Linked DNA regions of Homo sapiens: region 1 is linked to region 2. Evidence: chromatin contacts called from ENCODE Hi-C or POLR2A ChIA-PET data. All regions are on one chromosome and are shown on one strand. Each heading gives the region's core, a stretch centred on a gene start or an enhancer-like site at or near the end of the contact. The rest is flanking DNA. Distances are from core to core; before and after follow the strand shown.

Region 1 (5,030 bases), core at 1,371-3,870, 38 kb before region 2:
TTAAGGTGGGGGGATACAAGAGGAGGACGCAAAGGAGGCTTTGGAATGAGAAGAAGAGCGGCAATGAGATATAGCTGTAGTCCAGGAATAGTCAGGGAAGCAGATAATTTAATTAAAGTGTCTCAGCCTAATAAGGGAACTGGGCAGGTGGGGATAACTAAAAAGGAGTGCTTAAAAGAGTATTGTCTAAGTTGGCACCAGAGTTGGGGAGTTTTAAGAGGTTTAGAAGCCTGGCTGTCAATACCCACAACAGTTATGGAGGCAAGGGAAACAGGCCCTTGAAAAGAAGGTAATGTGGAGTGGGTAGCCTCCATATTGATTAAGGGGACAGGCTTACCTTCCACTGTGAGAGTTACCCGAAGCTCGGCATCCGTGATGGTTTAGGGGGCTTCCAAGGCAATCGGGCAGTGTCAGTCTTCAGCCGCTAAGCCAAGAAGATCTGGGAAGGAGTCAGTCAGAGAGCCTTGGGCCAGAGTTCCAGGGGCTCTGGGAGTGGCTGCCAGGTGAGTTGAACAGTCCGATTTCCAGTGGGGTCCCACACAGATGGGACGCGGCTTAGGAGGAATCCCGGGCTGCGGGCATTCCTTGGCCCAGTGGCCAGATTGCCGGCACGTGTAGTAAGCTCCTGTGGGAGGAGGTTCTGGAGGAATGCCTGGCCTCTGCGGTTCAGGCATTTGGAAGTTCTTGTGTGCTGGAGATGTGGCTGGGGTTTGTCTCACCGTGGAGGCAAGGAATTGCAACTTTTTTCTATTATCGTACACCTTGAAGGCGAGGTTAATTAAATCCTGTTGTGAGGTTTGAGGGCCGGAATTTAATTTTTGGAGTTTTATTTAATGTTTTATTAATGTCGGGTAATAAAATGTATTTTGAGAATAAGACGGCCTTTTGACCTTTTAGGGTCTAGGGCTGTAAAGTGTCTCAGGGTTGCTGCCAAACAAGCCATGAACTGGGCTGGATTTTTATATTTGATGAAAAAGAGCCTAAACGCTATCTGATTTGGGATAAAGAAAAAGGAGCATTAACCTTGACTATGCCTTTAGCTCTAGCCACCTTTTTAAGAGTAAATTGCTGGGCAGGAGGGGGAGGGCTAATCACGGAACGAAACTATAAGCCGGACCAGGTGTGAGGAGGGGAGGTGATAAAAAGATTATAGGGTGGAGGAGCGGAGGCTGAGGAAGAATTGGGACCTAGCTCGGCATGATGAGGAGCAGTCTGGGGAGGAAGGGAGAGGTCAGATGGGTCTGTAGAAAAGGAAGATTAGAAAGACTCAGTGACGCTTGGGGTTGGTACTGAGGGGACATGCGGGAGGGAAAGAAGGAAGATTTGGGACGAGTTGCACTGGGCACAGAGACTAGGAAAGGAGTGATGTGTAAAAGAATGCCTGGACATCAGGCACCTCAGACCGTTTGCCTATTTTACGACAAGAATTATTTAGATCTTGCAGCAAGGAAAAATTCAAAGTGCCATTTTCTGGCTATTTGGAACTACTGTCGAGTTTGTATTGGGGTCAAGTGGCATTGCAGAAGAAAATAAGGCATTTAGGTTTTAGGTCAGGTGTGAGTTGAAGAGGTTTTAAGTTTTTGAGAACACAGGCCAAGGGAGTAGAAGGAGGAATAGAGAGTGGAAGTTTGCCCATAGTGAAAGAAGCAAGCCTAGAGAAAAGGAGGGAAGGGGTTCGGGGGATCTTACCTTCCAGAAAAGTGGGAAAAGGGGTTGGGGCACAGAGATAAGAGGTTGGAGCATGGAAATAAGGGATGAGGTACAGAAGGGGTCGGGGCACGGAAATAAGGGATTGGGGTGCAGAGATAAGAGGTCGGGGCGTGGAAATAAGGGATTGGGGTGCAGAGATATAAGAGGTTGGGGCACAGAAATAAGGGATTGGGGCACAGAGATACGAGGCTGGGGTACTTGCCCCTCCTCTAGAAAAGCGGGACTTGCCACTAAGGGTGAAGGAGAAGGGGTTGAGGGGTACTTGCCCCTCCCCCAGAAAAACAGAGAAGGGGTAGAGACAAGGAGAGAAGGGGTTGGGGTACTTGCCCTGTCCCCCAGAAAAGCAGAGAAGGGGTAGGGACAAGGAGAGAAGGGGTTGGGGTACTTGCCCCTTCCCCAGAAAAGCGGGACTTGCCGCTACGGGTGAAGGACCAAGGCAGGCGTCCCTGCGTGGTCTGACACCTTTGAAACGTGGGTGAATAATCAGAGAGGCGCCCCTGCAATGATTAAACACCAAGGGAAGGCTGCCTTCCCAGTCCGTGACCGGCGCCTGAGTTTTGGGTCCACGGATAAAACGTGTCTCCTTTGTCTCTCCCAGAAAATGAAAGGAATTGAAATTAAGAGAAGGGAGAGATTGAAGAGTAGAAAGGAGAAAGTGGTTGAGGGACAGTGAGAGAGGTTGGAGAAGAGAGTAAGAAGAGGCCACTTACCTGATTTAAAATTGGTGAGATGTTCCTTGGGCTGGTCGGTCTGAGGACCTGAGGTTGTAGGTGGATCTTTCTCACGGAGCAAAGAACAGGAAGACAGGGGATTGATCTCCCAAGGGAGGTCCCCCGATCCGAGTCATGGCACCAAATTTCATGCGCGTCCGTGTGAAGAGACCACCAAACAGGCTTTGTGTGAGAGCAGTAAAGCTGTTTATTTCACCTGGGTGCAGGTGGGCTGAGTCCGAAAAGAGAGTCAGCGAAGGGAGATAAGGGTGGGGCCGTTTTATAGGATTTGGGTAAGTAAAGGAAAATTACAGTCAAAGGGGGTTTGTTCTCTGGCGGGCAGGAGTGGGGGGTCACAAGTTGCTCAGTGGGGGAGCTTTTTGAGCCAGGATGAGCCAGGAAAAGGACTTTCACAAGGTAATGTCATCACTTCAGGCAAGGACCGGCCATTTACACTTCTTTTGTGGTGGAATGTCATCACTTAAGGTGGGGCAGGGCATATTCACTTCTTTTGTGATTCTTCAGTTACTTCAGGCCATCTGGGTGTATACGTGCAAGTCACAGCGGATGCAATGGCTTGGCTTGGGCTCAGAGGCCTGACACTAACCTTCCTTTTGGCTTCAGAAAAGTTGATAAGCTACAAAATGTTCCTCCCTGACACTGTAAAGGAAGAAACAAATAACTCAGACACAATTTGGAAGATGGTCACCTATCCATCTCAGAGTAAAATAGAATGTCGATCTTGAATAACATAAAAAGAAATGGCATTAAACTCAGTAAATATGCTATAGGTTTAAAACAATAAAACAAAGAAAGGAAGAGAGGAAACAAGGAAGGATGGAATAAAAGAAGGAAGGAGGGAAGAAAGAAATAGAGGGAGAGAGGAAGGTAGAAAGGAAAGGCTCATTCCACCTGCTCCACTTAGAAGAAAATACAGGTGATAAAATTGAGAATAAACACTGAAAAAATGTTTCATGTTATATAACAGGTTGATAGGAAGGAATACAAATCCAATAAATAAAAAGAAGCTCAAAGAAGAAACAATAAAACAATAGAAAGAGATTTTAAAACAGGGAATAGCAGGTCCCAAAAAATAAAAATATAGAAATAATAAACTAGAAATAGCAGGTAATATAATAAGCATTGATAAAAAATGAAAGCAAGGGGACATATAGGAATGTTTGAGATAATCACAGTGATGAAAAATATTTTTAAAAGAGATTAATGCAATAATCAAGAAGCTAACAAAGAAGGCAGAACGTTAACTGTCATGGGTTGCATGGATGCTTGTTAATTTCTTCCTTATACTTCACAGTATTTTTTTTTAATTTTCAAAATAAAAATAAAATCTGCCATTAGAAAATCTCTATTGTTTTTAAAAGGGAGGTTATGGGAGGTGGGGAGGTGTTAGGAGGCAGTAAGAAACTGACATATAAAAAAGGGACAGCTTAGTAAGGAAATAAAGACAGAAAATATAAACCAAGTACTATTAGTCCTGTCCCACAGTAAAGAGAAGCCTAAGAGAGCCAGAGGCAACAAAAGGAATGGGGTAAAGACAATAGAAAAATGGAAGGACAAGAGCATATTCAAGAAGAGAGATGGAAGCAGTACAGAGGTGGGAATTACAGGTGTGTTTGTGGGGGGGGGCTGTGTGTGTGTGTGATTTGAGAAACAAAGCCTTGTAGGAAGTGAGGCATCAGGTCTGAAAGAAAAAGAGTTACACTTCCTCTATGAGGGACTAGAAAGAATGTCAACAGGTGTGAACTCAAATGCTTGAAAGTGGAAAGGAAGATGATACAAAACAAATGTCTTGTGCAGTGCAGCAGAATTCAAGCCAGAATAACTGGTTTAGAATGCAACTACTGATGGAATAGAACTTAATGAAAGAACAGGAACATTTTCAATGTGCTTTCAGAGGAGACAATATACAGTATTGTTTAAATATATGAACTTTGCCAAGTCCTGGGTTCAAATTCTTGCTTGGATAATGTAAATCATTTAGCACAATGTCTGGAACAAAACCCAGTAAATGATAGCTATGATTATTTTTATATTTGTATTTGATCTATTTCAGAGATGTCTTGGTTATCACAATATTGCTGATTCATTGGGTCTATGAAAATTTATGTTCCATATTTCAGTTTCACTGTCAACTATCCATCAGACACCTGATGGATGGGATAATTTTGTTTACCTCTAATTCACTTCACTACTAACTTAGCCAATGCTAAACTCCATTGCCCTGAATTTCAAAGATAGGAGGGAGGGTGAGAAAATGTCTCTCCTCTTTGGTAAAGTGTGTGAAAGTTGCCCAAAATCTATTTGTTCCAGATGCCCCAGTGTGTTTGCTACTGGGGTAGTAACACCAGTAGCACTGATGTGCTTTTCCTCATAGCAGAAGGTGTTACCTGGAGTTGAGGGATGTGAGAACCAAGAGGCACTACCCTGTGTCTCCACCTTTGCCAGTGAATGTTTATGATAGCTTGTCACTGGAGAAACACTATGTGCTTTGTAGAGAGGTTTTCATTTGAGATGTCAAAACTGAAAAGTTCACGCTTTCCCTTCAGTTCACCAGGCAGCAGACTTTCCACAGGACAGATTAACTGAAAC
Region 2 (5,274 bases), core at 168-2,667:
AACATAGCTAGGCGCTGGCTAAGTTCCTGAAAGGGTGTCAGGTCAAACGAGATGTTACACTGAAAGTGTTAGTCCATGAGCTGTTTCGTACCTCTAGTTTCCTAGGAAATATTCAACAAAATCACGTATTCAAATATCGCTACACTTTTGATAAAATCTCCCATCCTTCTATGGGACCTCTGTTGTAAGCATGGTCTCAGGTGGCCAAAGACCTATCTCCTAAGGAAGAGAGTTCATAGGAGGCTTCCTCTGCTATTTGACTTATTACCCTGTATTTTCACACTGGAGGTTTAGCTGTTTATAACATTCTCAAAAAGCACTTAGTATTTAGGCCAAGGTAAGGGGCGATGGAGTGGATAAAGGCTTTCAAATTGAAAATATAGAAGCTAATTGATCATCAGTTTAATTTAGCACTGTGGAAAACACAGGCTAAACAATTCTCCCAACTCTTATTTTGTTTAAAGTGCATCCTTATATTTAGTAATATTGTGTATAATACTTGCTTTTTCCAGAAATGATAGAATCTTATAAAATGGTCTAGCAGCCTCCTTCAAAGCGAGGTTCAGTTTGATGACTGGGTTTAATGAAATAATTACTGATAAAAATGTACTTACTTCACTGCTGACTGGTCCATATGAATGACCTGAAGAATCTGGTTCTTCTAAATACAGAGTGTAAAAGTGTGGTCTAAATCAAACAGTATCAAAATGTAATATTTTACGAACACATTGAAAAACAGAATGGAAAAAATAATTCATCAATTGATAGGGATTAAATTTTATAACACTGGTGTAACAGTTCTACTGAGAAATAATTTACAGCTTTGAAATTCTTCAAAATGTGGTATGATCATTTACTAAAGAATTTATTTCGATATAAAACATCATAGCAAATAGCAAAGTTTTGTTGTAGTCTATTTTAAAATAGTATATCATTTCTACAAAACGAAGTATTTACAATAGAAATTAATTGCCTACAGACCTTTCATCTTTAGGAAGCTGTAGCCACTGAAGAACAGCTAAAATCCTTTCTTCAAATGGTACTGAACTAAAATGAAGAACAAACAAAAATAAAAGATGGCTGACAATTGTTTGGGTGTAAAATATAGTTTTTTTCATTGAAAATGTCATTAAGAGCTACTAAATGCTATTTCGCATCTATTGTGTTTGAAATCAAGGGTTTTATTTGAAAACTTTATTTTCCCAATGAAAGAATGAAAGTTAGGTTTTACACAGATAAAAATTGCAATTGGATTTAAAACTTTGCTTGCTATCCTCTACTTGAGGATAATATTCATGGACCTGAAAACAGTAACTGCATACCACATGAATAACTCATATGTTAATATACTTTGCAAAGCATACATCATGAAGCACTCACTCACTGATGACTCAGCACAGCTGTGAAGCAGGCCCCTGAGGAGCAGACAGCAGTTCTCTACGCAGTATTTCCTGAGCAGAATTGAATATGCCTTCCTCTGGACACAGGCTTTGTTTACACACCTCTAATCAGAGTTCTTGCCCCACCCCAAGTACAATTAGTTGTATACTCTACTAAATCTTAAAAAGCCAAGAGATCATATACTATTAATCTTTGAATCCCCCATGCTTAGTACACAAACTCTTCTTTGTTTTTTTTGAGACAGAGTCTCACTCTGTCACCAGGCTGGAGTGCAGTGGCGCGGTCTCAGTTCACTGCAATCTCCACCTCCCGGGTTCAAACAATTCCCCTGCCTCAGCCTCCCGAGTAGCTGGGACTACAGGCGTGCACCACCACGCCTGGCAATTTTTTTTTTTTTTTTTGTATTTTAGTAGAGACAGGGTTTCACCGTGTTAGCCAGGTGATCTCCTGACCTCGTGATCCGCCTGCCTCAGCCTTCCAAAGTGCTGGGATTACAGGTGTGAGCCACCACGCCCAGCCCATAAACTCTTAATTACTGTCCATGGAATAAAAACAGTGGCAAATAAGAAGGTGGAGAAGAGGCATTGCACTGTGCTCCTGGGAACCATAAAGAACACTAACTAGCATAAGATCACAAGGAAAATTGCTAAGCATTTCGTGTCTGGGATTTAAGATATTTTCTGTTCACCCTTCTAAATGCATTGTTGTATTGATTTTGTGACCGAAATTTTATAATTTAAAAATAAATAAAATTATTTCGGTAATCTTGCTCAAATCGGCCAAAGAGGTTCTTCCATTAAAAAGTTTTTGTATTTTCTCAATGCATCATGGATTTCAAATATCACAGAGAGGTTATTCTAATCAGTTTCTTACATTAGAAAGCATATTTACTAATTTAGAAATGGAAATCCAGAGGTACCATTAATATCTTCTTTTTAATAATATTTGCAAACGCAATAGATGCTAAATAGCAGAGATCATTCCTATCTGTATCCTCTTTAATACACTCATCTTTTCCTTCTCTTGGTTCTGAAACCATCTTTGCAAAAATTGTAACAGCAAATTATGACAGTGAAAGAGATCACACCTAACCAATTCCATCTTGCTTCTAACCTTTAAGCTGTCCTTGTTCATTTCTGAGCATAGGCTGAAATAACCTTGGGAAGGAATTTAGTTGATAGTTTAACTCTGAAACAAAGTTGGTAATAGCCCTTCCCCACCGCCCAGAAAAAAAAAACACACACACAGAAAAAAAAACAACTTCTTGCCTGAGGACTGGTCTACCTTTGTAGGACTAACAAATTAGCTACAAGATCAGAAATTATAGTTTAGGGGCCATGCGGCCTCCAGCTGTAAGAGTCTGAACCTCCCCAAATTGCTCCTGGGAATAACATCACTAGTGTAAAATCTCAGATGAGCGCTTGAGATATTTACCAGACCATGCCCTGCAATCCATGTATCAGCTGACACCACCCAGCCTGGTCATCTGGCTCAACCAGTTTTGCAATCCCAGGAACAGGAGATAGCAAGAAAAACTCACTTGATCCCCTATAATTCCATCCCCAATCCAACGCATCAGCATTCCCCACTTCCCGAACTCCTGTCTGCCAAATTATCCTTAAAAACTTGGATCCCAAAATGCTCGGGGAGACTGATTTGAGTAATAATAAAACTCCAGTCTCCCACACAGCTGGCTCTGCATGAATTACAATTTCTCCATTGCAATTCTCCTGTCTTGATAAACCCAATCTGTCTAGGAAGTGTGCAAGATGAACCTGTTGGGCAGTTACAGTTCTTTTTCTTTCTAGAGTTAAGATGTGCAGTACTCCCACTCCCAGATCTCTACCTCCACCATGACCTCATTTTTCATGTCTGCCCGAAGATCTGAACTAAACACGTTATCGGTGTTTCTCAAAAGGCTCTAGAAAACACTTGTCTAGTCTTTTTTTGTTTGTTGTTTTTTTTTGTTTTTGTTGTTTTTTGATAGGGAGTTTCGCTCTTGTCGCCCAGGCTGGAGTGCAATGACGTGATCTCGGCTCACTGCAACCTCCGCCTCACAGGTTCAAGTGATTCTCCTGCCTCAGCCTTGTGAGTAGCTGGGATTACAGGCGCCCGCCATCACGCCTGGCTAATTTTTGTATTTTTAGTAGAGACGGGGTTTTACCACTTTGGTCAGGCTGGTCTCAAACTCCTGACCTCAGGTGACCCCTCGCCTCAGCCTCCCAAAGTGCTGGGATTACAGGAGTGAGCCACCACAGCTGGCCCACTTGTCTAGTTTTACTGTCCATTTACCATCTATCTAAACTCTTTGAGAAAGAGTTCTTCAGTTCTCATTTTTCAGCCAACATATCACTCAAATGCTAAAGCTCAGGATTCAATAAAAAGGAGATTACATAAGAATAAGCTGTTCTATATTACAGATCCTAGAAAAAATTCATTTCACATACCCATTATACATTTTATAGATGTCTGGGAAAATTCCGTTAATTTCCACATCTGATCCTGGCCAGAAAAATGTGCCAGACTTGAGGCCTTGATACTTAGCTGTGACCCAAATCTGGAGCAGAAAATGAAGGAAAATTAAGAAATCATGCAAACATTCATCTCTTAGGAAAGTATGTATTCATACCACACCAATGCATTCCTCTCTAGTGCTAGAATGCTTTTAAGGTCAACAAGCTTCAGCACTTAGATGACAATAATCATGTAATATGACTCTTAAGCAGCAACAACATATTAAATAGTCAGAGATTAACTCCTGTAGCTTTTGGAGCTATTCCCCTAATTAACAGTTGTCTCTTAAAAGAAAAAAAATTCACGAATATACATGTCTTTAACTTGCTGAGATATCTGTGTATGTAACTAACATTTATTAAGCACTTATTATTGCCAATCATGGTTCTAAATAGTATTCCTACAAGCATGCTACATTATTAATTCACATAATCCTCACAATAATCCTACAAAGTAGTAAACAATATTATCTACATTATAGATATGATAAAACAGAGGCAGAAACAGAATGATTTGTCCAAAGTCACACAGCTTTAAATGTCAGAGCTAAAATTTGAATTCATAACCTGCAAACTAACTATTATGCTCTTTGTCCTTCTAAGAGGAATATCATGATTATTTAAATAGACCTTATATAATTATTGTGGCAATTTTTAAAAAATTTTTTTAAATTGTGGCAATTTAAAAAAGTAAATTGGAGAATTGGAGAATTTTAAAAATTAAAAAGGAGAACACAGCTTGGAAAGTAAATTGGAGATCACAATTGGAAAGAAGCTCCTAAATTAGCACAGGCAAATAAAACCAAGACGTTCAAAAACAACGTAGTTTTGTGTAGATCAAAGCTATTACCCCCATACTACTGCTATATGCTACTGGTAGAAGAAGAATTGATCAGAAAAGAAAAATTGCCCAGCACAACCCAAATCCACCTCTGAAATAAACTACTCTCCTTTTACGCAATTATACAAGTTATGTTTAGGATTATCAGCATTCATCTCCATTTACAAAAGAATGGCCACAGACACACTAAATGAAATCAGTTATTAAAAGCTCTAGAGAATCTGGTTATTTTACTCTGATTGAAATAGATGAGAATAATTAACTATTTTAGTAGAAAAACAAAGAACTCACTGGTTCTCCTTTGTACCACTCAGGATTAAATTTCTCTTTACTTTTAAGTGAAAAGGAAGCATTCATTTTGGGATCATACATTTTATTGTCGATTATGCCATGAGATTCTGGATACAATCCCTAAAAAAGATAAAACAGATTATATGCAAGTTGTGTTTACTTAATGTTAAATACATTCACAGAAAAAAATCATCAAAAAGAAACCGATAACTGAAGCTACATGGAATT

Evidence for each region. A loop is a pair of places that touch in the nucleus more often than their neighbours do. ChIA-PET counts read pairs that join two places held with the same protein, here RNA polymerase II (POLR2A). Pooled maps may share reads with other maps.
Region 1: a loop to region 2 is called in a map of PC-3, with 3 times the contacts of the local background. The contact joins the promoter of CCN2-AS1 here to the enhancer-like site in region 2. A Hi-C loop is called at or near these places in 2 of 168 maps with a recorded cell type or tissue (Caco-2 and PC-3) and 2 of 50 pooled maps. POLR2A ChIA-PET finds 5 or more read pairs at or near these places in 4 of 52 experiments (AG04450, BJ, H1 and 1 more).

What each region holds. Positions count from the first base shown.
Region 1 is chr6:131,899,542-131,904,571 of GRCh38, reverse strand. CCN2-AS1 (CCN2 antisense RNA 1) reads right to left here and starts at 2,620. Exons shown (of 3, transcript NR_187596.1): 1 at 2,421-2,620; 2 at 338-625. RefSeq lists enhancers at 2,144-2,696, 2,697-3,250.
Region 2 is chr6:131,860,279-131,865,552 of GRCh38, reverse strand. It overlaps ENPP1 (ectonucleotide pyrophosphatase/phosphodiesterase 1), which reads right to left. Exons shown (of 25, transcript NM_006208.3): 8 at 5,047-5,166; 9 at 3,849-3,958; 10 at 982-1,047; 11 at 615-687. Among named protein-coding and RNA genes, the nearest start is that of CCN2-AS1, 39 kb to the left of the region's middle. Within about 2 kb of position 1,417, at least 7 of the 41 ENCODE cell types and tissues checked have a DNase peak (open chromatin) inside an H3K27ac peak, as active enhancers do; they include PC-3, where a contact is called at or near this core.